2 separate regions of the Homo sapiens genome follow, and region 1 is linked to region 2. A link is a loop called in an ENCODE intact Hi-C map of the cell type or tissue named here. Cell type or tissue: heart left ventricle. All regions are shown on one strand. Links, peaks and the distances in the headings refer to the core of each region. The heading gives the core; the rest is flanking DNA.

Region 1 (12,814 bases), core at 1,789-9,788, 55 kb after region 2:
TTCAAGGAAAGATAAGGTTTCATGAAGCAATTTGACTCAATAATTAATTGTTCCTACCCGGTGATGGAATACCTAGGTTGCCTTGAAAATATTAAGCCAATCATTTGGAGAGTTTGAATCTCTTGAATGTAATAGTTAAAGGTAGATAATATTTATGTCTTTGGGCAAGTGTAAACAGGGTCACAGAATTAGGGGATTCAAGAAATGGACATTGAAGTATCACCACCCATTCAAAGCCCTTGCCTGAGGAAGGGATACATTGAAACCACAACATACTGGTTTTTTTTTTTTCCTTTCCTGTATATTTATATTAGTTGGCTCTTAAAATGTGGTGCCCAGAAGGCAGCATGGGCATCACCAGGGAACTTGTTAAAAATGCAAATTATCAGGCCCCTCCCCAGACTTACTGAATCAGAATCTCTGAGGTTGGGACTCAGAAACCTGTATTTTAACAACCCATCCAGATGATTCTGCTGCTTGCAGAATTACTGCTCTAACTACAGCCAGTAACAGAGCTACTTTTAAAAAGCAAGTGATTATAACAGTTGGGACTATTGTAGGCCGAAAAAAGAAAAAGAAAGAAAGAAACTGGACTACAGTGGTCTAACTAAATAAGGGTTTATTTTTTTGTCACAAGAAGAATGGAGTTCAGCTACCCTGGGCTGATTCTGCAAAACCAGAATGTCATCGTTGTCCCAGGCTCCTTCTACCTTGGTAAGTGGCCTTTTCCCTCAGGTTCAACACTTCAAGGCCATAAGACAGCTGCTTCACCTCTGCCATGTTCAAGGCAGGAAGAAGAATGAGAAGTGCAAAAGGTAAAAGGTACATGCCAGCTGGGTCTCTCCACTTCTAAAAGGCTGCCTGGAAGCTTCAGCAAGTGACCACCACTCATGTGGCATAACATACAAAAACATTAATCAAATATTTCATCATCAGGGCTGGAAGGGACAATAGGAAAGTACAAAGAGTTTAAAAAGAGTGGTTAAGGCCAGGCATGGTGGCTCATGCCTGTAATCCCAGCTCTTTGGGAGGCCGAGGCAGGCAGATCACTTGAGCTCAGGAGTTCGAGACCAGCCTGGGCAATGTGACGAGACCCCATCTCTACAAAATACACAAAAAGTTAGCTGGGCATGGTGGTACATGCCTGTATTCCCAGCTACTCAGTGGGGCTGAGGTAGGAGGATCACTTGAGCATGGGAGGTGGAGGTTGAAGTGAGCTGAGATCACGCCACTGCACTCCAGCCTAGGCAACAGAGTAAGACCCTGTCTCCTAAAAGTAAAAAATAAAAGTAAAAAGAGTGGTTAGCAATTGTATTGCATAAGGTCTAATTTTGGTAAAGTGTGCTTGATTTTATTTTGGAAATTATTCTTCTTAAGATTGAAAATGCAACATTTGCCATTGTATTTACACCTTTCTTTATTATTTCTTCATCACTGGATGATTTTTACTCTTGATAAAAGTTTGGAAGTTGAATTGCTAGCACCAACTGTAATATCGGTGTGTAATGCTGGGCCACTGTAGTTGAGGAAGATGGCTCATGTTGTCTTTTCTTGACTGACTTCATTCCACTTAATTATGGAATTTTGTTCATATCTTAGTGTTACTTCCTGGCCAGAAATTTTTATTTTGCAAACAAGTCCAAACAGTAAAATCTTTATTACAGAGAAATACTCTTAAGTCCATTTACTTTGATATATACATCTTTCATCAGCTACGTTTTTCTTCTTGGCAGCTAAGGTTTACATTTAATCAAGAAAATGTCCTTCTTGCACTTAGAGTAGGCACCCTCCTACCCAGCTCTGCCTCTAGTCCCAAAAAAGCCATCTGATGCTCACTACTGCCTGTCAAACATCCTAATGGATTATTGCTCCTCTCCATCAACCCCCATCTGAGGACCTAGCCAGCAGAATGCTAAAACACCCAATCCACACAGGCAAAATAAAATGATGGGGGGAGCAAAATCTGGAAACTTGGTACTCAGAGTAGGGTCTTCCCTCCAGGAGCATCAGCATTTCCTGGACCCTTGTTGGCAATGCAGACTCCCAGTCATCCTAAATCTGCTAAATCAGAACCCACATTTTAAAAAGACCTCCAGTGGTGGTTGTGCATCTTAGTTTGAAAAGCACTGGCCTAAAGCAGTGGTTCTTGAAATATTGCTCTAGACATGCAGCATAATCATCTTCTGGGAAACTGTGAGAAATGCAAAATCTCAGTCCCATCCCAGCCCTGTTGAATTTGACACTTTAGGGGTGGAGCCCAGTAATCTGTGTTTTATCAAGCCTTCCAGGTGATTCTGACATAAGCCAAAATCTGAGAACTTCCCCTATAACAATGGTAGTCAACCTTACTTATACAAAGAAATCACCTAGGGTATTTAAACATTACAGCTGTCTCCTATCTTAAATATTTCTGCTCACAGGAGGAGTGTTTTAGGTCAAATTTCCCAGAAGAGCACCAGGAAAGACCACATCTATGTCTAGCCCCACTCTTCTTCCTCCTCTGTCACATAACACTTAACAAGAATCCACATTTCAGACTGTTCCTTATGAGCTCTCCCACACTGCCACACATTTGTTTCACCAGGCAAGATGAAAACAGCCTGCTGAGCCCCAAAGGAATAAAGCATGGAAGACGACTGGAGAACACATTTGACCGCTTTGTAGGGTCAGTATCAGGGGCTGCAGCCTAGGAGGCCTGGATAAATGCTGCTTTCTACATAGACAGGTTGTGGAGGGGAAAAGACCTGATTCTCAACACCATTGTCTTGGCGCCCCTGCCACAGGTAGTAGATTAATTACAGAAAAATAAATAGTCCTGATTTCCCATTCCTCCTTGTATGCACACTCTTTGCAATGTGATTTTGTGATTCTTCCAATCCAGAAATAGACTCTGTTTCCCTACCAGTTGAATCTGCTCTATGACTTGAATTCGCCATAGAATGTGGTGGAAAGGATGGTTTGCCAGTTCCAAGCCTGGCCTCCGCAGGCTTGAACACTCTCCTCTTCCTCTCCGACCCTTAGCCAGCACCAAGTGATGATACCCAGACAAACTAGCGTGAGAGACTTGTGCCCCAGTCATGCCATCCCCCCCAAAACAGCCAGCTGACCACCATACATGTGGGCAAGACCATCCTGGAGCAGCACTCCTCTAGTTGACCAATGACTCCCATATGAGCCCAGCTGAGAACAACAGAGAAGGGCCCAGGGCAAAAGGGTCACACACTGACCTGTAACCTTGAGAACTAATAATGGCTGCTATTTGAAGACACTGACTTTTGGGGTGCCTTGTTAGGCAGAATTATTGTGACAACAGTTCAATAATACCTCACAACTTTCAGACCTTTCCTGGAGAGACCCAAATATGGGACAGAAACATTAAACTACAAACTACAGACAGCTCTGCACACCTGACTCTGGGTGTGAGGAAATGGACCACGGAGAAGGCAGAGGCATTGGTGGTCAGGGAACACAGCACTCGAGACAGAGCAGGCTTAGAGCTCAGAGGGGCTCGTGAGCTGCGAACAGCACAGCCTGCAGCCTTCTGTGAAGTCACACGGGGAGGAAGTGATGAGAAGGCAGGTTCTATTTCTGTTATGTGATCTAGAAAAAGTACCTGGGAAGCCAGCAGGGAGCCAATCAGGGAAGTTGACTGATGGGGCCAACATGGGCTTCCGTTTTTATGAAAGATGTGGAAGAGAAAGAGAGAAGGGCCCAGAAGTGTGAGATTTGGGGGTAAAATTAGAACTAGGTTTTTTTTGTAGCTTTAAATTTTTTCTTTATTGAGGTATAACAAAAATACAGTAAATTGGCTGGGTGCAGTGGCTCACGCCTGTAATCCCAACACTTTGGAAGGCCAAGGTGAGAGGATCACTTGAGCCCAGGAGTTCAAGGCGAACCTGGGCAATGTAGGGAGACCCTGTCTCTACAAAAAATTTTAAAATTAGCTGGACATGCATACGCCTGTGGACCCAGCTACTCAGGAGGCTGAGGTGGGAGGATCCCTTGAGCCCAGGAGTTCGAGGCTGCAGTGAGCTGTGATCATGCCACTGCACTCTAACCTGGACAACAGAGTGAGACCCTGTCTCAAAAAAGCAAAACTAAAAAAAGCAAAACAAATGCAAACGCAGAACAGTACATTGCACAGATCTTAAGAGTCAAGCCTGGTGAATTGGTGGTGTAAGCTCCCAGATCAACACGAAAGGCTTTGTAGCACCCGGAAGTCTCCCTTGTGCCCGTTCTTGGTCAACTCTTCTTCTTCAGAGGCAACCCCTCTTCTAACTTCTACCACTGCAAACTAGTTTTGCCTGTTTTTGAACTTCATATAAATGAAATCATGCAGTATGTGCCCTCAACTCTGTTTTTTTTTTCTGCTCATCATTTTGCCTATAGAATTCTTACATGGAGGTGCATGTTATAGTAAGATGTTCTTTTTTATCATTCTGTAATATTCCATTTTATGAATATACTACAATTTATTCTGGTCTACTGTTATTAGACATTTTGACTTTATGAATAGGGCTGTTATGAACATTCTTGTACATGTCTTTTGGTGCACACATGTTCTCTTTCTCTTGCTAAACCTGTGGCTTTTAATCAATCCCTCCTTTGTTCATCAACTGGTTTGAGTAATGACCCGACACCCTTGGTCCCCCTTTCCCAGGCTCAGTAAGAATCTGCCCCTGAATTCAAAGCCCACTCTAGGAGGGAGGGCAAGAGGAGGAAAAGGGAGAGAAAGAAGAAGGTAGCTCCAGTGACTACAGAAATGATATCAGTTCTTCCTAACTTCACGTTTTGTCTCTAGTGGCTATCTGAAGTGCCTAAAATGACATTCATTGGAAGTAAAGACGTGAAGATTCCTTTAGAGATACAAATATGCCTTTTAGAAGGGTAAATACATAAAAGAATTTAAATGTTACCTTTGCTGGTCCTTCACAATGTTCAGATTATCCTTTATTTATTAGCTCCCCCACTACCCAGAGTGGCCTCCCCACTACTTGCATCCATTACCTAGGAGTTTGTAAGAAATGCAGAATCTCGGGCCCCACCCCAGACCTGGAATCAGGATCTGCATTTTTAAAAGATCCCCAAGTAATTCCCGGGCATGTTAAAGTTTGTGAAGCCGTGTATTATCCCACTGATACTTTATACAAAACTCTATAAACAGAGAGAGGAGGAATAATTGTTCTCATTTTACAGATAGGGAAATATGACGCGGAAAGGTGAATTTGATGTGCCAAGGGCACCTTGCTGGTTCTCTGCCAGGGGAAGGTCTCTAGGTGGAGGCTCTGTTGATTTTCTGAACACAGATATTTCCATTATTTCACACTGATACCCACTGGCACTCCTAACGCTTTATCAGGCCAACCAGCCTGCCTCTCTCTAGAGAGCAGTGTCCTAAGGGCATGCACTGTGTAACTTTGTTTGAAAGTTGGCATGAGGAGCCACCAAGGACATAAATGTTGCAGTGTGGTAAGTGGGAGTAAAAGGGGCAGGGTAGAGGAAGGGAAAAGGAATGAGGAACCCCAGCCACCACGTGAAATGGCCCAGAGGGGCTTGGGAAAGAGGAATGAAGGGGCTCCAGAGACGCATTTCAAGTTCCTGGCCTTGCTGTCTGCTCCTCCCTTGCCTGCAGACAGGAGGTCTGTGCTGTGACGCAGTCTGTTAGAGCCTGTTGGCAGCCAGCCTGGAGTTGGCCTGCACCCCCACTGCAGAGCTCTCAGCTACGCAGGGAGAGTGGAGGCTGCCCAGTGCACCTTTGCTGGGTACTGCAGAGCATCCATGCCACCTGCACCAGAGGGAACACAGCTCTGCAGTAATGCCAGTTAGACTGCAGTAACCCGAGATGGGTGTAGCTCATACTGCAGTAACCCGAGATGGGTGTAGCTCCATGCCCTTGCACACCTGCAGGGTCCGAGGACCCTGGGTTTTTACCATCTGTTTCTGCACCCCCCTCCAGGAAGCAGCTCCAGGTTGCAGAGTTGCTCTGCCTACCCTGAAGATGTCTGGAGGCTCCCCATTGACCCTGAGCCCCACGACGGTCCCACAGCCAGGAAGACGGGCTCAGCACGGCTCATGGTTCAGATCAGTGAAACTAGATTCCATGGCCTCCTTTCAAATCCAGCTGGAGGAGGCTGAAAAATACCCCCAGGGCTCTGCCTGCCTGTGTACCGGTATGGGAAGACTCCAAGAAAATGTACAGCCTCCCCCACACCACCCCCACAGGCGCCAGACATCAAAGGTATAGTTAGCAGTGGCCTTCCAAAGCCAGTGTCTGATTTGTTTCCTAACCTAAAAGGATGGCTCTAATGGCAGAGGTTTTGGGACAGGCAAAGGGAAGGGAGTACCACTGGCTGGTGAGGGAGCTGTTCGGGGCAGGTAAAGAAGCTTGTGGGGAGGTAAAGCTACAATGTGTAGTGAGCTGTCCCCATGGAGTGTGAGCCCGATCAACCCCCTCAGTCTAAAGAATAGGACACCTGCCTCTGCCTTGTGCAGCCTCCCCGGTGCTCCCAGCTGCCCAGTTTGCCTCCATAAATGTTACTTTTCTGCCGTCCATATTAAATGTTACCCTTCCCCAGTGTTCATAGAGAGAGGAGACAGATGCCTTTCTCTATGAACCGCTGCAGACTGTATTCAGTCAGGGCCTAGTTGTGTGGCAAGGGCACTGAATCCAACCTCCCAGCAGACAAAGCCATGCAAGAAGGAGGGTCAAGTTTCCAGGCCCAGGTTAAAAATCGTTGTGAGTGTCAGGTGTATGTTGGCAGGTGATCAGAGGCGGGGAAAGGAGGTGGAGGTCCCTGAAAAGCATCAGCCAAAACCACTGCTTAGGGATTAACAGCTTTTCAAGCAGCCTGGGATGTCCTTCTCATAAGGTTTGCCAGAATGGATGCTACTCACCTTCTTCCCTACTCCCTGCTGTGTATACCTGTACACAACATCCAAAGCAGGACACATCAGGGAATTCAATCCAAACCCTATCACGACAGTGGAAATTTTAAAAAATCTTCATGACAGAAAAGGTTCAGTGTTGGATGTCACATGGCAAGGGTATAAAAGAGTTAATTCAGATACCATCCTATCTGAAATTCCATCGTTATTTTTCCCACCTGTTTAACTGAAGCAGACAGGGCTTAACAATCTCGCTCAGATTTCAGTCTTCTCTCACTAGTCACCTAGATACTGACAGTTCACTCATTTATTCGATTAATAATTATTGAGTACCTGTCATGCTTGAGTCACTGTGCTAGTGAGAAATCAGTACACTGTCTACCATATAGGCATTCACTTATTCTACAAATATTTATTGAGCACCACCTGCTTACATAGCACTGTCCAAGGTGCTAGGGAGGGTACAAAGGAAGACAGCAGACAAGCCCTCAAGAAGCTTCAGATACATGTGGAGAAACGTGCAAGCCCACAACGCAGCCCATTTCTACTGTCAAAGAAATGGACCCTTGCTACAGAACTGTGGATCTCCTGAGAGCTTGTTAGAGATAGAGTCTCACACCCCACCTGAGACCTGCTAAATCCGAACCTGCCTTTTAAGAAAATTCCCCAGGAGGTTCCACGCACATTAAAGTTTGAAATCTACTGATCTAGACAAAAGAAGCTCTAAAAATTCAGGGGAGAGAGAGATTATTGTGCACATCAGTGGTCAAAAAAAAAAAATCCATGAAGGAGTTTGCCTTTAAAGGATGTCTGGGCTTTGGCCAAGTATAGAGAGCTCAAGGAATAGTAATTTCCCACCTCCAATGAGTTAAAAAAAAATATGTCTGCAAACTGCGGAAGGCAGTGACATTTTTCAGACACATTTTCCACAACAGCAAAAGCTTTGACTCAGGTAAGATGAGTCTGCAAATTCTTGTTGCTGATGCTATCAGGATCCCCAAATTGCAACTCGCCCAGTTTGGACAGCTTCAAGGTCAGATTACCTGCTGTCCTGAAATGGACAGGCCCAGGAAAGATTCCTGGCCTTGTCCAACCCACCTGTCAGTCAAGTAGATCAGCCAGTGAGAAACTGGCTCATTATTTTCCAGCAGTTACTCAGCCAATTGGCAGTCCCCAGCAAATTGAATTCTGGAGTGGCATCGTGTGAACATCGGTGTGGTGGCTGCTTTATCAAGCCAGTCCAACAGAGCAGATAAATCACTGAGAAGTTTTGATTAGAGGCTGTTGGCACCAAGACTATTGTTTCATAGTAGATCAGACTGAGCAGGTGTCTCAGTTTTTCTTACACTCATCCTTCCTGCATTCCATTTAAGAATTAAGATTTTTGCTTTCAATACAAAAATTGAAATAAATGAATAAACAGATCTAAACATGACTCTACTGTTATCTCTTGTTTCTAACTACCACCCACAATGTCTGTTTGTCCAACAATTGAATCCAAAAAAGATTGTACAGAACTTCACAATTGCATAGTTATATAGAAATTCTCATTCACCATTGAATGAACTGCTTACAATTCAGGCCTGTAGTCTATGGTGATAAAATCTGCCCATTGCTTCAGAAGTCATGCCAGGGAGGATTTGTCAGGTAAGCTCTAAAGACAACACAGCCCAACTCATTTACCATTGGGCCATTATTTTCCAGAAGCAGGGATGGGTTTGTGATGAGCCATCTATACTCTCTAACCTCCGTGGCCATGGCTTATGTTTATAAGGCAGCTGGCAGGGATAGGGAGGTTGGGTTGAAGCTGAGTAGCAGGACCTGGCTGGCTCACATGAAGTGGATCCTAGGACTTTGACTCATCAGCTCTGTCTTAGTCCTGTTAATTTGATGCTTAATTAATAACAGGGCATTAACATCTGCTGTGAACATACTGCTACTCATCACCCTCCCAACCCTCCCTGCCTTCTCCTCTCATACCTGTCTCCAGGAAGCTGGACCCACTTATCAGCCAACTTAGTCTCTCAATTATTACCAAAAATGTGTTTTCAACTTGGTGCACACTGGGGGTGTGCCTGAGCAGGATGGCGAGAAGGGGCAGGCACACACTGAGAAGCGTAGACATACTCCCCTTTATCTAAGGGCTCTGCTATTTAGGAAAGGGCTTTTGTGTGAGGAGGTTCGAGCCTCAAAGGCTCATCTTGTCATTTTTCCTGTGCCTTTCAGAGATGGAGCATATTGTGCTGTGTTTTTGAAATGATGAAATGAAAGTGTGAGGAATCTGAAAGCCATATAGATAAGGAGTGGTTGAAGGAACTGATGGAGCTGAGATGAAACGTTATTTCAAACGTTGGAGGCGTCGTCGTGGGAAGAGGCAGCAGGTGTGTTCTTTGTGGTTCCCGCAGGTGGGATATAGGTTCGGTAGAAGGAGGCACTTTCTCACAAAGAAAAACCACCCAACAATGGGAGGCCAGGCCCTGCTTCCTGAAGAAGGAGCCCCCCCATGATGACAGGTACTTAAGCTGAAGCTCCACGACTATGTATAGGAGTCACCTGCATTATAAGCAAAAGTTGGAATAGAACTCAGCATTCTTTTAACTCTGAAAGCCTACAACACATGCAAAGCTAACCTTCACAGAGTAGCTCCTATGGTCTCACTTTACAGGTATTATCCCACTTAACGCCCACAGCAGTCCAATAAGCTAGGTACAGTTATTATGTTTTGTTTTGTCTCTTTTTGTCCTCACTTCGGCTTGGAATGCTCTTGCCTCAAATATCTCCCTCCTTTCCCATTATTCTGATCTTCTCAGGGTACTATTTCCTCCCCAGTCCTTCCCAGTCTTCCCAAAGAGGGGATAATATAACCACCCCTCCCCCATCTCTCCATCCCTTACACTGTTTGATTTGTCTTTATGGCATTTAGCACTGCCTAAAATAATGCTGCAATTGTATCTGTTTATGACCTGTCTCCTCTGGGAGAACAGAAGGACTTGGTTGGCTTTGCTCAGTGCTCCATTTCAGCACAGAGAATCAAGGCCTGGCATAGCGTAGGTGCTCAGGACGTATGCATGGAAGGAATAAATCAGTCAGTTTTACAGATGAGGAAACCTAGGCATTAAAGAGGTAAAGCAACATCCAAAGGCCAGACAGTAAGTAAAGAGAAGGACCAGGTTGAGAGCAATTTGACTCCAGAGTTCACATATGTACAGACAACCCCCTACTTGTGATGGTCCAACTTCACGGTTTTCAACTTATGATGGTGAAAAAATAATAAGCATTCAGAAGAAACGATACTTCAAGTACCCACACAACCATTCTGTTTTTCACTTTTAGTACAGTATTCAATAAATTACATGAGATATGCAACACTTTATATAAATAGGCTTTGTGTTAGATGATTTTGCCCAAATATAGGCTGATGTACGTGTTCTGAGCATATGTAAGGTAGGCTAGGCTATGCTATGATGTTTGGTAGGTTAGGTGTGTTAAATGTGTTTTATAATATTTTCAACTTATGAAGGGTTTCTCGGGACATAGCCCCTTTGTAAGTTGAGGAGCATCTGTACCCCATTTGACCCTTTGAAAAAAACATGTATTCTCAAAGAAAAGCTGAGACATCCTTGTTAATTCAGTGGCTGGTGCTGGCTCTTGTTTTATGACTTCAAATGACTTGTGCCTATAAGCAGGTGGTCACTGGTTGCCACCAACATGGTGTCTTAAAAAGCCCATTGAGAGAGGTAGAGGGCAAAAGGCAGAGGGCACAAAGTTACCTTTTGCCTCAAAGGTCTGACTGCACAGTGATTTGCTGAATAGAGCAGGTGAGTCAGAAAGGTACAGAGAACAGCTTGGCAGTCACCTGGTCCTAATCTATCCCTGGGCAGATACATTGAATCTGACACAGCTCCCGTGCCTGGAGTCCTCAGAATCAAATTTGCAAACTCAGAGCAGATTTCTTGCGTCTCCAGGCGATTTGAAACCATATGCAATGTCACCCTTTCACCAAAGGAGCTGAATTTATGTTCCTTGTTTTCTCCCTCCCGGTAAGGCTTGGATTTTTCCATGACAAAAATCTTGTTCATTTGAATATAAACAAGTTATAAAATGAAATCCACATTGACTTTTGCAGTTAATTAAAAAGAATATGGACTTGAAAATCAGACTAACTTGAGTTAGAATTCAGGTTACCACTTTGAATCTCCATTTTCCTACCTGAAAAATAGAAACTAACCCTTCTCGCATGGTTTTTGTAAGGATTAGATAAAAAAAATTGAAGGGGGCATCTGCCATTGATTTTCTCTTCTATTGTCAGAGCATTGTTTTCCGGCTAGACGCCTTCTAGTCTTTCTGTAGCTGGGTACAGGAAGAAGCATTGTCTGAAGGAGTTATCGGTGTGGAATCCAAAACAGCTAAATTGAATTAGCAGAAAGACAAGGGCATTCCAGTACACTGTGGCCAGGGAAGTGCTGTATTCACTCATTGTTTGCACTCCTGAGGTCAGGCTTTCAGGTCAGACCTTGAACCCTCTGCCTGCTTCACATCCTGGCTCCTTGGGAAGCCACTCCTGTGGCTTCAAAGGGGCAAAACTAAGAGAATGGTGGAGCTGGAACTTTCATGACCAGAGCCTGCCCTGGCCACATCCTCCCTTGGAACCTACAGTGGAAAGTGGGGACAATTTTGCTAGGTCACACCTTTTTGAGGACCTTGCTGGGCTTGTGGATCTGCCAGAAAATTCTTTCTTTTTTGAGGGACAAAAGCCTGCTGCTCAGCAGTTTTAGATTAAGCCTAATGAGTTCTCTCTTGAGATCACCATTGTTCTAAGCTTAATATCATCCTCATTGACCTAGTGGTATCAAATTCTGTTGGCATACCTCTTACTAACAAAACACATCAAATATGTTTTTATAAAACATGATACTAAATTATAGAATATACCAAGAAATATGCTTGTACAGTGAATCTGTGTGCTTCTATTGCTACCATTAAACGTTTGCACCTACTTCTAGCTATCACCAGAATGGGTTCCACTAGCTTCTAATATAAAGTCCTACACAGCTGTATCTCGTAATTTATAAGGTAAGGTGGGAAAATGCATCTCAGGTCTCAGCTATCTCCAGTGGGAGGCAGGTTCTACCACTTTCAAGGCTCATAACACAGGAAGGGGTGTTCAAAGGTGCAGGGTAAACAGAAAGATGGTGTTCACTGCTAGGCGTCTCAAAATGAATGTGAATGTTCATGCACTCTTATATACAGCATTTGAAACAAAACAAAACAAACATAAAATTAAACCTGACATCTTGGGAATGAGAAATTCTAAGGGTGCCCAACATATAGTAAGTGCTCCCTAAATAAGCTGAATGGATGAAAGAGTAAATAACTAGGTAGATCATGGAGCCTCTGATATCTGAGTAATACGGAAGTGTTCATAAAAAAGGGAAGCCTCAGTGAGACATATAAATCCAATGAAATATGTTAAGTCTCAAAAAGGGAGCAGATAATTACTTTTGCTTTATGTTTTTCAATGGAGTAATAAATAATAGAAGAATTCTGGTCTCTTCTCTGGAAGCTGTCGTTTACTTGGTGAAGTTTTCCTGTTTTTTCCTAATAAATGATATCAGTTTTAATGCCGTGCTGCCCAAAGATAACATCTGATATGCCCTTAGAGTCAGTTATACAAAGAAATATAGGTTTAGCTCTGGGCTTCTCATCCTTGAAACTGTAGACATTTGGGACTGGATAATTCTTTACTGTGAGGAGTCGTGCATTGTAAGATGTTTAGCAGCATTCCCTGGCCTCTAACAACTAGATGCCAGCGGCATCCCTACCCTATGTGATAACAATTAAAAATGTATCCAGACATCACCAAATATCCCTAGGAGGCAAAATTGCCTCTGGTTGAGAATCACAGACTTAGGCCTCAAAAATGGGCAAC
Region 2 (12,814 bases), core at 3,255-11,254:
AGTGTGGATTTCTTTCCAAGTTCAATTGGTTTTCACATTGCTGATAGCATCTCCCAAGTGATTACAAGTCACATTGCTCTGTATCATCCATAAATTATCCTCAAGAACTCCTAGGGCCATAACAATTTTATGAAGGACTCAGCTCTGATAATAGAAAGTCAATATTTTTAGTCTCTAGCTTTTCAAGTAGGCAGCTGGAAGTATAGCCAAAGGATTTCAGATTTCACAAATGTGAGATCAAGAGACATCTGCTAGTCTCTGTTCAATCTCTAATTTTCCTGTGTCTTTCTAAGTGACACAGAATTAGTAGGCTTAGAATTTGCTGTAAAAACTTGTTAAATCCATGCTTTGTTCTTTAACAGCATCTTAGCTCTTCTGCTTACTAGCTTTGTGACTTGGCAAGTTGTTTGACCTCTCAGATTCTGTTTTCTCATGTATAAAATAGGGACACACTACAGTAGTGATTAGCACTATTCACCAAATATTTCCTGCTCTCTCCACTTTGGACACACGGTAGGATTATACTCTCTGCCCCATTCCCTTGTAGTTAGGTGGTGTCAGGTGACTAGTTCTGACGAATGAGCTATGCATGGAAGTGAGGTTTGCCATTTCCAGGCTGGAGCTTTTGATTGCAAGTGTGAGGCTCTCTGAGCAATCCTCCCCTCTGCTGCCGGCCGCTCTGTCAGCCTAGGAAATATGGAGTAGGATGCAGAGTTGCCCATCAATGGACATGGTGGGTTATAAGCAACTGGGACTTTAGGTTATTGACCAGCCTCACTAACAGACTTACTTCATAGGTTTGTGATTAGAACTTGTATTCATCCATTCTTACACTGCTATTAAAAATACCTGAGACTGGGTAATTTATAAACAAAAGAGGTTTAATTGGCTCACAGTTCTGCAGGCTATACAGGAAGCATAGCAACTTCTGGCTCAGGGGAGACTTCAGAAAGCTTCCAATTATGGCAGAAGGCAAAGGGGCAGCGAGGCACTTCACGGCCAGAGTAGGAAGAAGAGAGAGGGTGGGGAGGTGCCACACACTTTTAAACAACCAGCTCTCATGAGAATTCACTCACTATACAGTATCAAGCAGCGGACGATGCTAAACCATTCACGATAACTTTGTCCCCATGATCCACTCACCTCCCACCAGGCCCCTTCTCCAACACTGGGGACATGGTGATTTGGGTGGGGACATGCATGATTTGACATGAGATTTGGGTGGGGACACAGATCCATACCATATCAGAACTTAATGGGATAATAGACACTAGGCAATTGTTATACTATCTGGCACACTATGAAGTACTAAATATAGGTTTCTATATTTCAAGTAAGCATTACCGGATTTCTCTGCCCAAGCATTTGCGTAGCTTTCAGGATTTAATTTTCAAGCCCAGAATTGAATGATTCAAGTTACCGTTAGAAATATTTACCCTGACATTTAATTATACATGCAAATTATTGGCCATCGTTTGTAAATCATATTTTTGGTTTATGATAATAGGTGATCTGCAAGAACCTCCAAGAACTGAACATTACTGTGCTCACAAAAGTAAACTCATAATGGCTGAAAACATATCTAATCTCCTTTTCAATAAATAATGATATGCAACTGATAGCTCTTGCCAAATGTAATTGAGATAAATCTTAACTGTTTGAAAATATTAAAGAAGTATTTACTTTTAATTCATTACAGATGCAAAATGTTTGGGTTTAAAGGAGAAAAATCAAAAGAAAACATTCTAAAATAATATCAATTTCTTTCTCTCCTTGCCATTTTTACAAACATACTCTACCTATAAACATGCACCTGTATAAATTATGACTAAATCTATTTTTACTGCTTCACAGTAAATCTTCTGCTGAATATATGGGGCCTTAATCTCCGGTGTATTATGTACTAAAGGCTAATAGATTTGGCAGCAAAAATAGACAGTTATATTCCATTAAAAACCAACTCCATAATTCATGACTGGACTCGGGGTCTGCTTCCAGCCCAATGGCACACCTGGCTCCCAAAGCTCTAAAACAAAATTTCCAGTTTTATAATTGCCAGAGTCATAGTTTTCTCCATTTAAAAAAACACATCAATATTTATGTTGTTTTCCATGTGCTCTCAAAATGACAGCTTAAATGATTTGACAATAAGTAAGGTTTGATTAAATTCAGTAGTCCCTTGACAGGGGTGGTTTATTTGATTATTCAAATTATTAATCATCATGCCATCTATTTAATTTTTTAATACTTAAATGAATTTTTTCTTGTAAAAGAAAATCTTGTAAACAAAATCATATCAGAGAAAGCCCTGCAAATTACAAGGAAGAAATAATCACTCATAATTCCAACCCTAGAAAAATATCACTGTTGACCACTTGAGGACTTTACCCTAGTCCTTTTATTCTGCAAACATTTGCCATAGAGGTGCAATAGAACACAAAATAATATATGCTGCTTTTAAATATTTGTGTATAATTATAAATGCAATCTATATAGTTCCTTATAAGGAAATATGAAAATTATTAAGTCAAAAACATAACCCAGGGAAAAAACCATCAGAGATAGTCATTATTCATATTTTAGTGCTTCCCCTAAAAGCAGCCATTACTTAGCTACTTTAGCATTCACTCAAAAGGTGTATTCTGCAGAATGGTCCTTAGCAGTGCAATTGTATTTTCCAGAGTGCCAAACATTTATTCACTTTTGAGTTCGAGCACCCACACACGTCATGCATTTGCAATATGAAGCAACAACAACGTGTTACACCCTGGTATTATCAATGAAATTAAACCTAGCCTGTCCTCTCCAAGAGCTCCAGGTCTGAGGAGGATGTAGACTAGGAAACAATTATAATACAGAGTGATTAATGCTAGGATTTGAGATATGCTCAGGATGCCATGGCACTGCGATGGAACACAAACCTCGTCTGATGGAGGAGAAGGTTTCAGGAAAACCAAAAGCTTCCTGGGGGCTTTGCAGTAAGGCTAGTTCTCAATGGATGCAGCCAAAGACAGAGGAATAGAGTCACAAGTGAGCATATGCAATCTAGGATCAAAGGCAATTCCATATGGTTGGAGGATAGAAAGATAGTGACAGGAGATGAGGTGGGAGAAGTTGGCCTGCAGGATTTGTATTCCATAATAAGAAGCCTGAATTTTATGCAAAATACAACAAAGCAGTTAAGCAGCAGAGTGACATATTCAGGTATGCATTTAAGAAAGAGCACTCTGGCTGCAGGAGGGGACAGATAAGACATGTGGCAAGGCTGAAGCTAAAGAGAACAGTAAACAATGGTCATCATCCAGATTAGAAATGGAGAGAGCCTAAATGAAGGCAGCAGTAATATAATGAATATTAAGAAAGTCAAGGAGGCTTAGACTATTCCTATCTACATGCAGCTTGGGGATTAACCTCAGATGTTGATCATGCTTGCCAAATTATTAATAAGACAATATCTCAAGACCTGCCTTGATAATCTCCTTTCAGTCTTATGATATGAGGTTAAAAACAAGGCAAATAATATATCTTGGATTCTATCCTAAAGGGATCAATGTAAGAAACCTGGCTAAAATTCTGACACCATAATTGAAATCCAGGAACAGAGGCCTATGCTACATCACATACGGAGAGCAGATGGCTCAGAGTGATCATCTCAAGAACTTCTCGTTGGGCAACGTGACTTTTGCAAAAGAACTAGGAAAGTGTTCCTTTGGGCCATGATGATTTATCAAGGCTAGAAGTTGAAATAATAAATCTATTCTGAACAATATACTTACTAAATCGTAGTCATTTATAGCCCTCTAATGAGACAGGTACTCAAATGGGTACACATTTGCTAGGTAAACAAATGTATTGCATGGGGAATTAGGGATTTACAGCTAGCAGGGGACATTGAGGCTCAATATTGATGGTTTGCTTTTTCCATTTCGGTTGCTAATGTGATTTATTTGCAGTTTTCTTAATCAAGGTGACTGACACAGAAACTATCTAAATTTTTTAGCACAGCAGTTAAAACAGTCCACAATACATAATTTGGCTCCTAAATAATTTCTCCCCCAACAATTAGAACTTTCCGAAACTGCTTTAAATCGCCTTATGAGGGTATCATGAGTTTGTGGTCATTGGAAGTATTAAAAGAAAAAAGCCTGGAATATCAGTAATGAAATGCATCAAGCAGGAATCATACATACATTAAAATACTGGTTTATAGTTTTGAGGGCGTTTTCTTTTTTTTCTGTTGCAGCTATGCGAAGATATGCTTATGTATTAATTGTTTTTCTTGCTAACACTGTATAAGCAAATTCAACTAAATTGATATAAGATTTTGCATACAAGATTAGAAAACCTGATACCTAGAATTATTTTAACACACATTTTTCAAGTTTGCTTATGACTTCACTAGGTTAGAACTTCTTAAAAAGCAATGCTTTAAACATTTTATTCATTCAACCTTTATTGAAAGCCAACATTGTGTTGCTGGATATGCAAAAATAAATCATGTATAGTGAGCTATTAAAAATTTTTATCAACTTACAAACTGAGTACAGGTACCTACTCTCACTGTAAAGCCTTAGCAAAAAAAACTGATTAAAATAATGCATAATAGTACATAAAAAATTAAAATCTTCCATTAGAGGAACAAAAATTATGAAGAATTTCTAGGAGATAGAAAATAATTATGTACAGAGAAGATAATTCAAAATACATGTTGGAGAAAATTACTCTTTCAAAAGTCAGACATGTCCAGAGAAACTGGAAGGGAGGAAGATAGAACTGATGGGAAACATGGCAGAGGGGGACACCCCCATCATGTGATGGCAAGAAATGCTGTTTCCACCTGAATGAATTCCCAAAATCTAAAAAACAGGAAAGTGAGATCTGAGCTGTATTCATAATTCTTTAACGTTTTCAGTATTCTCTCCAGCACTGCTTACTGAACTTGTTCAGGAGTGAAGCCACGTGTCCCCTGGGAGTGTGCTGCACTGGCAAGAAGAAATGGATGACTCACAATTTTGACAGTGACTCTATAGAAAGAAAAAAAATCTGTGACTCAGGGCCTTGGGGAGAAGTCATCTCTTCAAAAACTCATCTGATTTTTTTTCATGCCATGTAATTACTCAGAGAACATTAAGAGTCTAAAAAATTTCAACACTGGTGTCTAAGAGATATGGAATTACCTTTTGCCTGAGATGCTGGAAGCAGTGGGGGCAAGTTTGTAACTAGAAAGATTTGAGCAAGTCCAGGCTCAGGTATCCAAATTGCCCTCTTTGCTGTTGGCATAGGGGATTGAGATTTTCTGGGTCTTAAATAAGGTTTTATTTTTATCTAAGGAACTATAGTTTCTATGCAAATCCGAGGGGGCTTAGAGAAACCTAGCGTGGAAAAAAGAAACTGTCAAAGCAGTGTTTGGGGAAATGAGATGGGGAAATTTCACGAATAGTGGGCATAGAGAAACTGACTAGACAAGAGAACGTGAACATTATAATGATATCAAATGGAAAATTTGAAAGTTTATTTTGAAGGAGATGGCTAAAAACAATTTTATTCTGAATGAGAATGTGATTGCCAAGAATCAGTCTTCAAGCAATCCAGGATTTAAATTTCCTTGTTCTAGGCTCAGAATTTAAATAGGCAAAATGCAGGAGTTCGAGGCTGTATGAGCTATGATCATGCCTCTGCACTCCAGCATGGGTACAACAGCGAGACTGTATCTAAAAGAATAAAAATAAATAAAATAAAAAATAAATGGGCAACAGGAAAGACTTTAAGACCACTCTCCCCTCGCTGTTCACATGGCTGGGTTCTTCCCATTATCCAGGTTTCAATTTTAAGATCACATCCTTACGTATAGTTTTCACTGAATACTTAGCAATTTGATCAGCAATTTGATCTTATATAACACATTGAAATGCAACACGTGTGTTTCAAAGTCAAGTGATTAGAAGACTGTGGGCCCTAACTGCTGTTTATGGAAGTATGCATCCAAAGCAGATGCTGTCAGAGGTCCCATGTACACCCAATTCCATTAACAGTCTCTTCTGATTCTTTTTCTCACTGACAGCCTCTCAGCAAGTACTGGTGCTCTCCCTGAGGATTTTCTCTGGCTGCAGGAGCGTGTTTCAGCGTGCAGGGCAGACTGGAAGAATCTGTGAGTTGATGCCTCAGGAAGCAGCCCTCAACAGACATCAGACAGGAAATGCTGGATAAATATCCCAACTTCTCACCTCTTGGGTAGGACAACATTGAGGAATGTCCTGCAAAGTCTCCCTAGAGTCCCAAAGGGCCTGAGCCCCAGTTACCCACAGCAGCAATTCTGCACATTAGCACACTCCTTTAGTAATTTTCCTCCTTTCCTGTCTTATTTCCTCACTCCTGTCCATTGTTTCCTGGGATCACTCCCGAAGCAAATCACTTGCACTCACATCCACATCTCTACTTCTGGGGAGTCCCAAACTCACAAGACATTTTTCTACAAAGGAAAATCAAATATAAAAGAAAGTAGAGTAAGAAGAGTTGGGACCAACAATGACTGATGATTAAGCAGCAAGAATAGCGGCAATTAAAAACTGTAGATAACACTATGGATGCACTGATGACACAGTGTCTTGGCCAAGCCCTGTGGGAATTCATACTGTTTGCCTGTGTGCAGCAGCGGTGCAAGTTTTGCAGTGTTGTGAAATATTTAGTGGACGCTGACTTTCACAGAATCCTGAATTACTGTTCTCAATAAGCTCCAGTATTGTGCTATTTCAAATGTAGAAATACCAAAGTTTACTAATTGTGAGCTCTTAATATAGTAACTTACTAGCAGGTTATATAATGAAATGATATCATATGGCATATCATTTCCCATAATAAAGAAAAAGCTCTCAGTGTTCTACCAGTTTGGGCCCTTAAGACTCCTGATAGGCAGGTAGATGCTGGACCACACTCTCTTCCTGCACTAAATAGAGGTTGCAGACACTGGGTAAAACCCCAAGAACCACAAGCAGATGCCCACTGCTTTCCTGGCAGCCTGACCCTTGCACCAAAAATACTTTAAACAATAAGTTCCCAGTTCTTAAAAGAGCAAACATACCTTTAAAGGAAAAAGAAAAAATACACAAAAGTCTTACCGACCTTGGGTTTAATATTTACTCTTCTCTTTCTTAGGTCAAAGCTACGGAGTATAAACTGGGCTCCTGCCAGGTTCTTACCATATTCCTTCAATAGTTGTTTTTCAGGAAGCTCTGTTTTCTGGAAGAGATAAGAAAATAGTACCTGGGAGGAAATGAGCCATGCTTGTGTTGCTGAGTGATTCTAACATGTTTGGTGGGGGAGAGGCACATAGATGTTAAATCATTCACCCTTTGCAGAGAACATCCTTTGGGTAGAGTGTTTCTTATCCTCCTCCACCCAGAAGCCTTGTTTCTAGTTTCCTGTGCTTGCAAGCTTGTCTCTCCCAACTAGGCTGTAAATGAATTGAGGGTAAGGATCTTGTCTAATTTACCTCTACATCCCCAGGACAATAAGCAAGGGTGTAAATGCCTAGTTCCCTTGCCCAGGTAAAGAGAAAAGCGCACCTGAGGCAAGATTCCACTGCAGCGCCCCCTGCAGGCTCCACAGACGTGGTCTGAATTCACCGCCAGCTTCACTTCCTTCCATTCCCTGTCCTACTTCCCCCATTCCTTTACTGTCTCTGTGGAGCCTTCCTTAGTAAACCACTTGCACACAATTCTCAAGGTTTGCTTATGAAGATCAACAGCTATGACATCAACCCATAGGACAAAAAAACAGAGCAATAGAAAAATTAGTAGGCAATAGAAAAATTAATGACTGCCATGTCATCTTAGAGAAGGATCCTCGATTTCCACTCAAATTAGCTTGAGTGGAAAGTTTACAGAGGACTCTACATTGCTAGAAGTACTGGACGGGCTTGGGGGGATTCGCAAGTCACCTTTACTTGCTAGGGCCACATGGTGTCTCTCCTCTGTTTCTCTTAGCACTTGTACTCGTCTTTTTTTGCTGTAGTCCCATATTGCCTATGATGTTTTACTCTAATGTAATGTGTTTGCACATGACTGTGGCTTCCTAAGGCAAAGAAGCTCTTGCCCTGGCTCTATAGAGAACCAGCTTATCCAGTCCCTTAATTCTGTAGGTCCAAATGCCAGACAAAAACAAAATAAAATAAAAAAACAGACTCTGATGAGCCCATCCAAGGTCAAGTCCCTGCCCCATCCAAATCAGATTCAACAGTGGAAACAGAGTCATCTGCCATGACACAACCACTTCTTTGACGGTACTGTGGGCATGAGTGGACTTTTTCAGGAGGAATTATGCACTCAGGGTAATGACTGACATCTGTAGGGCAATAACAAGCCAACACTGCTTGTTAGATTCCCAGTCCTCTTGAACATGTTCCATCAACTCCATTCTCATGGGCTTGCTCACTGTCTACCAACATACTGGGCTAAATTTGCCTCCAGGCTTCCTCTCATTGTCCCTCAAATTATATAGGCGTTGGCTCTTTTCTGAAAACAATATCCTTCATTTCCTACTTTCCCCATGAAGCCTTTCCCAGAATTCCAATTGTCCCCTAATGCCTAAATCAACATTTTATTTTGTCCATTTACCCACTGGTGCATGGTAGCACCAGGGTTGTCTTCCTTACTTAGAGAATAAGTTCCTCCAAATCAGGGAGGGACCATGCCTCCTATTTCTTCTGTTTCACTTATATCATTTGGCACGATTCTGAGCACGTAGCCAGCAAAACATAGCTGCTTCTCCCTAATGTACTGAATGAAGTAGATAAAGCTTTTCTACAGCACCTATTTCAGTGCCTTAATCATAGGCTGGATAAGAAACTTTTTGTACTACTGCCCCTTGGGCCTCACCACTACAGCATGAGCTTATTCCACTTCCAACTGCCAGGATCTGTATCTCTTTGCCAGAGGGCTTTTTCCCAAGCAGCAGGAAGCCTTTCTGGCCTTGGGCATAGTAGACTGGATAGTCTGGAATATTAATTGCTGGCAGCACTCAATTCAGGAGCTGGTGGAAGTAACCCAGCTCCCTCACCCCTCCATGGGTGTCAAGACTTGGTTCCTTCCAGTGGGTTCATGGTCTCGCTGACTTCAAGAATGGAGCTGCGGACCTTCGCAGTGAGTGTTACAGCTCTTAAAGATGACACGGACCCAAAGAGTGAGCAGTAGCAAGGTTTATTGTGAAGAGCGAAAGGACAAAGCTTCCACACAGCGTGGAAGGGGACCCAAGCAGGTTGCCACTGCTGGGTGGGGTGGCCAGCTTTTATTCCCTTATTTGCCCCTCCTGTGTTCCATTTCTGTCCTATCAGAGTGCCCTTTCTTCAATCCTCCCCATGATTGGCTACTTTTAGAATCCTGCTGATTGGTGCATTTTTACAGAGTGCAGATTGGTGCATTTTATAATCCCTTTGCTAGCTACAGAGCACTGACTGGTGCATTTTACAATCCTAGCTACAGAGTGCTGATTGGTGCATTTTACAATCCTCTTGTAAGACAGAAAAGTTCTCCAAGTTCCCACTTGACCCGGGAAGTCCAGCTGGCTTCACTTCTCAGTAGGTTAACTCTGAGTGTTCTACACTGTTTCCCAGAGTTCCCCAGTGGGCTTGAGCCCCAGCTGCCCACAGTGGTGACTTACTTGATAATGGCCTCCTGTGTCTGCCTTTCCTTCCTGTCTCACTTCTACACTTCCCTGTTAGTGTTTCCTGGGATCACCTCCCAAGTAAACCACTTACACTTGAATTCTTGTCTCCGAGTCTGCTTTTAAGGAAACCTAAACTAAGACAATGTTCAATAAATGCCAATGGAAAGGTTGAAAAGGTAATTTTCACCTTCCCCCTCACAGGTAGAGAAGCTAGGCCATTGACAGGGTTGGATTTCTCAAGACTGGCAGGATAGAGGACTCCACTCCTATGGAAGCACCTTTCAAGAAGAGACGGTATGGGAATCAGTTTAAAACACAAAGCACTGCATCCTTGGGGGCATCTGTTAAGTTCATTGCACCCAACCAGACCTCCTAGAGAGGGCAGGTGCTGACAACATAACTGCCAACAATTTACTGGTCCAATTTGTGATAGGCAATATATAACTCGGCAGCCCAGAAGCCACATCCCCATTTGTCTTGGTTTTCATTAATTCAAAAAAGAGGAAGAAACCAATAATGATAATAATAATAACAATAACAACAACTATTAGACTTTCTGCTAACCTGGGTGAGCAGCATTTGACTTGAGCTATGAAATCAGAAAAATGTCCCTTTCTTGCATCTTAATTTTGCAACAAATTCAACCTGTTAATATAGTCCTTCAGGAATTAAACAGACAAAACCATACAAATGCTTGGAGGATGATGGGAAAAACCAGTTACTTCTGACTAACTGGAAGGGCAGCTTGATCATTTCTGATGGTTGATTGCATAATTTCAGTCCTTGAACATTTAGTGTGCCATCCCCTTGGTTGCTGGAGGAATGCAATTGCTCTATGAAATGTGAAGAGACTTGACAAGAACTATTTTCATGGTTATGTGCCAAGTTCTTGCTTTAACTTGCTTGCTTAATCAAATGTCTACTCATGATATCTTTGGGAGTTTCTAAGTTTCATTAGCTCTTTCCTTAAAGAGAAATTAATCTACTTGGCAAGGAAGGTTTATTCATCATAGGTGAGCAAACATTAGCACTTTCTAATAATTAGTTCCAAGATCCAGTTTCTAGATACCTACCAAGTTCAGCCCTGGTTCACAAGAAATTGACCTATTTTCAGTGGAAGCACTGTAACCAGTGCAATAAACTCTATCTCATAGAACAGTGTTAATCTGTCATCACAGCCAAAATGATTTGTTATAGCAAAGCAACAATCAGAGTAAATGATGCCTGTCCCTTCATTAAGGAAATCTAGAAGAATGCTCTGTCATGAGTTTAATCTGAGATTTGCCTGGCTATCCTGATGAAAACCATCTAATGAATATGTAAATTTATCATTGTCTTCTATTGTAAAAATGCACAGCAAATTTTCTGCTTGGCTATGCATAATCAGAAGAGAAATCCTCACTGCTGTGAATTTGAACTTGAATAAAAATTGTCTTCTCAGGAAAAGAGCATGCTAGATGGAGGAGGGGTTAACAAGAGCCTTCAGTTTACAGATGTAGGATGTCTTCCTGCTGTTAATTATTGTGGTAGGCAGTGTAATGGCCTTCTCCCCAAAGACATCCACATTCTAATCCTTGGAAACTGAATATGTTATCTCACACAGCATGGGGCCCACTGGCACTGGACCCCTCCAGTTGGCAGGTCCACTGAGGCTTGGGTACATGGGTAGACATTCACCCTCATTTACCATTCTGCTGAAACTGTATCTCTAGGTTTCTGAATGGGAAGAAGGAGCCTACTGGAAGGAAGAGTCATGGCTCCTGGAAAGTGGGGGAAATGAAGCAAAATGGAGTTCTTTCCAGAGTTGCCAGATTATTTCAATAAAAATATCAGACATGTGTGAGTAAAAAACATGGACAAAATAGCAACAAAAATGCAATATAGAAAGATTTCTGGAAACAATCCATAACGTCTTATATTTTGCACTGAATACAATGACATTTTTTCATTTCTTTATTTTTCAGAAACTCAGGTTTTGTACACTTGAACTAGAAAAGCATCACATAGGTCAAGACAAGAAAAAAAAATTTTCAAACATCAGTTAATGACATGAAAAATAATAAAAACTATTTAGTTAGATTGTTTAGACTTTTATAAGGAAGACTAATATAAATTTACTGACACATTTCTTCAATGTGTTTCCAGAATAAAAGCTCAAACTCTCAATGCTTTCAGAATAAAAGACCACACATGATCTTCGGTGTGGTAAACACCCTCCAGAGTACTTCAAATCATGGGTTAGACAGAAACTACAGACCAGCAATATCCAATGGAAATATAGCATGAACCATGTTCAAAGAAGTTGAAGGAAACATATGAAATTATTTGTAAGAATCTATCTTATTTAACTTGATATAGCAAAAACATCATTTCAATGTGTAAACAATATAAAAATTAACTAAATATTTTGCTTTTTCAAATCTATTCTTGAAATCCGATGTGTAATGTACTTAAACCATATCTCAATTTAGATAGTAAAATTTATCAGAAATAATTAATCTGTAGTTACATTTCATAAAATTTATCATTGGCAAGTAAGATTCACATACTCAAGTTGTTCTAAGCATACATTAAAAAGTTTTCAATAACTGAATCAGTTTTTTATTTTAATTTTTAATTACAATTAAATAAAATTAGAAATTCAGTTCTTTAATCACAGTAGGCAGCCGGGCACGGTGGCTCACACCTGTGATCCCAGCACTTTGGGAGGTCGAGATGGGTGGATCACGAGGTCAGGAGGTTGAGACCATCCTGGCCAACATGGTGAAACCTTGTCGCTGGTAAAATACACACACAAAAAAATTAGTCTGGCGTGGTGGAGCGCAACAGTCGTCCCATCTAGTCAGGAGGCTGAGACAGGGGAATCGCTTGAACCCAGGAGGTAGAGGTTGCAGTGAGCCAAGATCGTGCCACTGCACTCCAGCCTAGTGACAGAGTGAGACTCTGTCTCAAAAAAAAAAAAAAAAAAAATCGCAGTAGCCACCTTTTATATGCCTAGTTGACACCTGTAGCTTATGGCTACCATATTGAACATCACAACACTAGCTCATACACAATGATTATAAGAATGTGTGAGATTTGTTTCACTTTCATAAATTTTTTGTGCTAATTTTCTATGTGACCCATTTTTTTCTCCATGTTTAATCTGAAGCCT

The links. Peaks named below come from ENCODE experiments on the same cell type or tissue, not always from the same donor. Only the 100,000 strongest peaks of a DNase experiment are listed, where the experiment ranks them.
Region 1: a loop joins it to region 2, with 4 times the contacts of the local background. A loop is called at or near these places in 2 of 110 quality-filtered maps.

What each region holds. Positions count from the first base shown.
Region 1 is chr20:10,126,405-10,139,218 of GRCh38, forward strand. All of the region lies in intron 2 of SNAP25-AS1 (SNAP25 antisense RNA 1), which reads right to left. Among named protein-coding and RNA genes, the nearest start is that of SNAP25, 86 kb to the right of the region's middle. In heart left ventricle, for the core only: a CTCF peak has its summit at 5,620; a DNase peak (open chromatin) is centred at 5,687.
Region 2 is chr20:10,069,678-10,082,491 of GRCh38, forward strand. All of the region lies in intron 3 of SNAP25-AS1 (SNAP25 antisense RNA 1), which reads right to left. Among named protein-coding and RNA genes, the nearest start is that of ANKEF1, 41 kb to the left of the region's middle. RefSeq lists an enhancer at 4,689-5,888. In heart left ventricle, for the core only: no CTCF peak of the experiment used is centred there; no DNase peak of the experiment used is centred there; H3K27ac peaks cover 2,208 bases; H3K27me3 peaks cover 557 bases.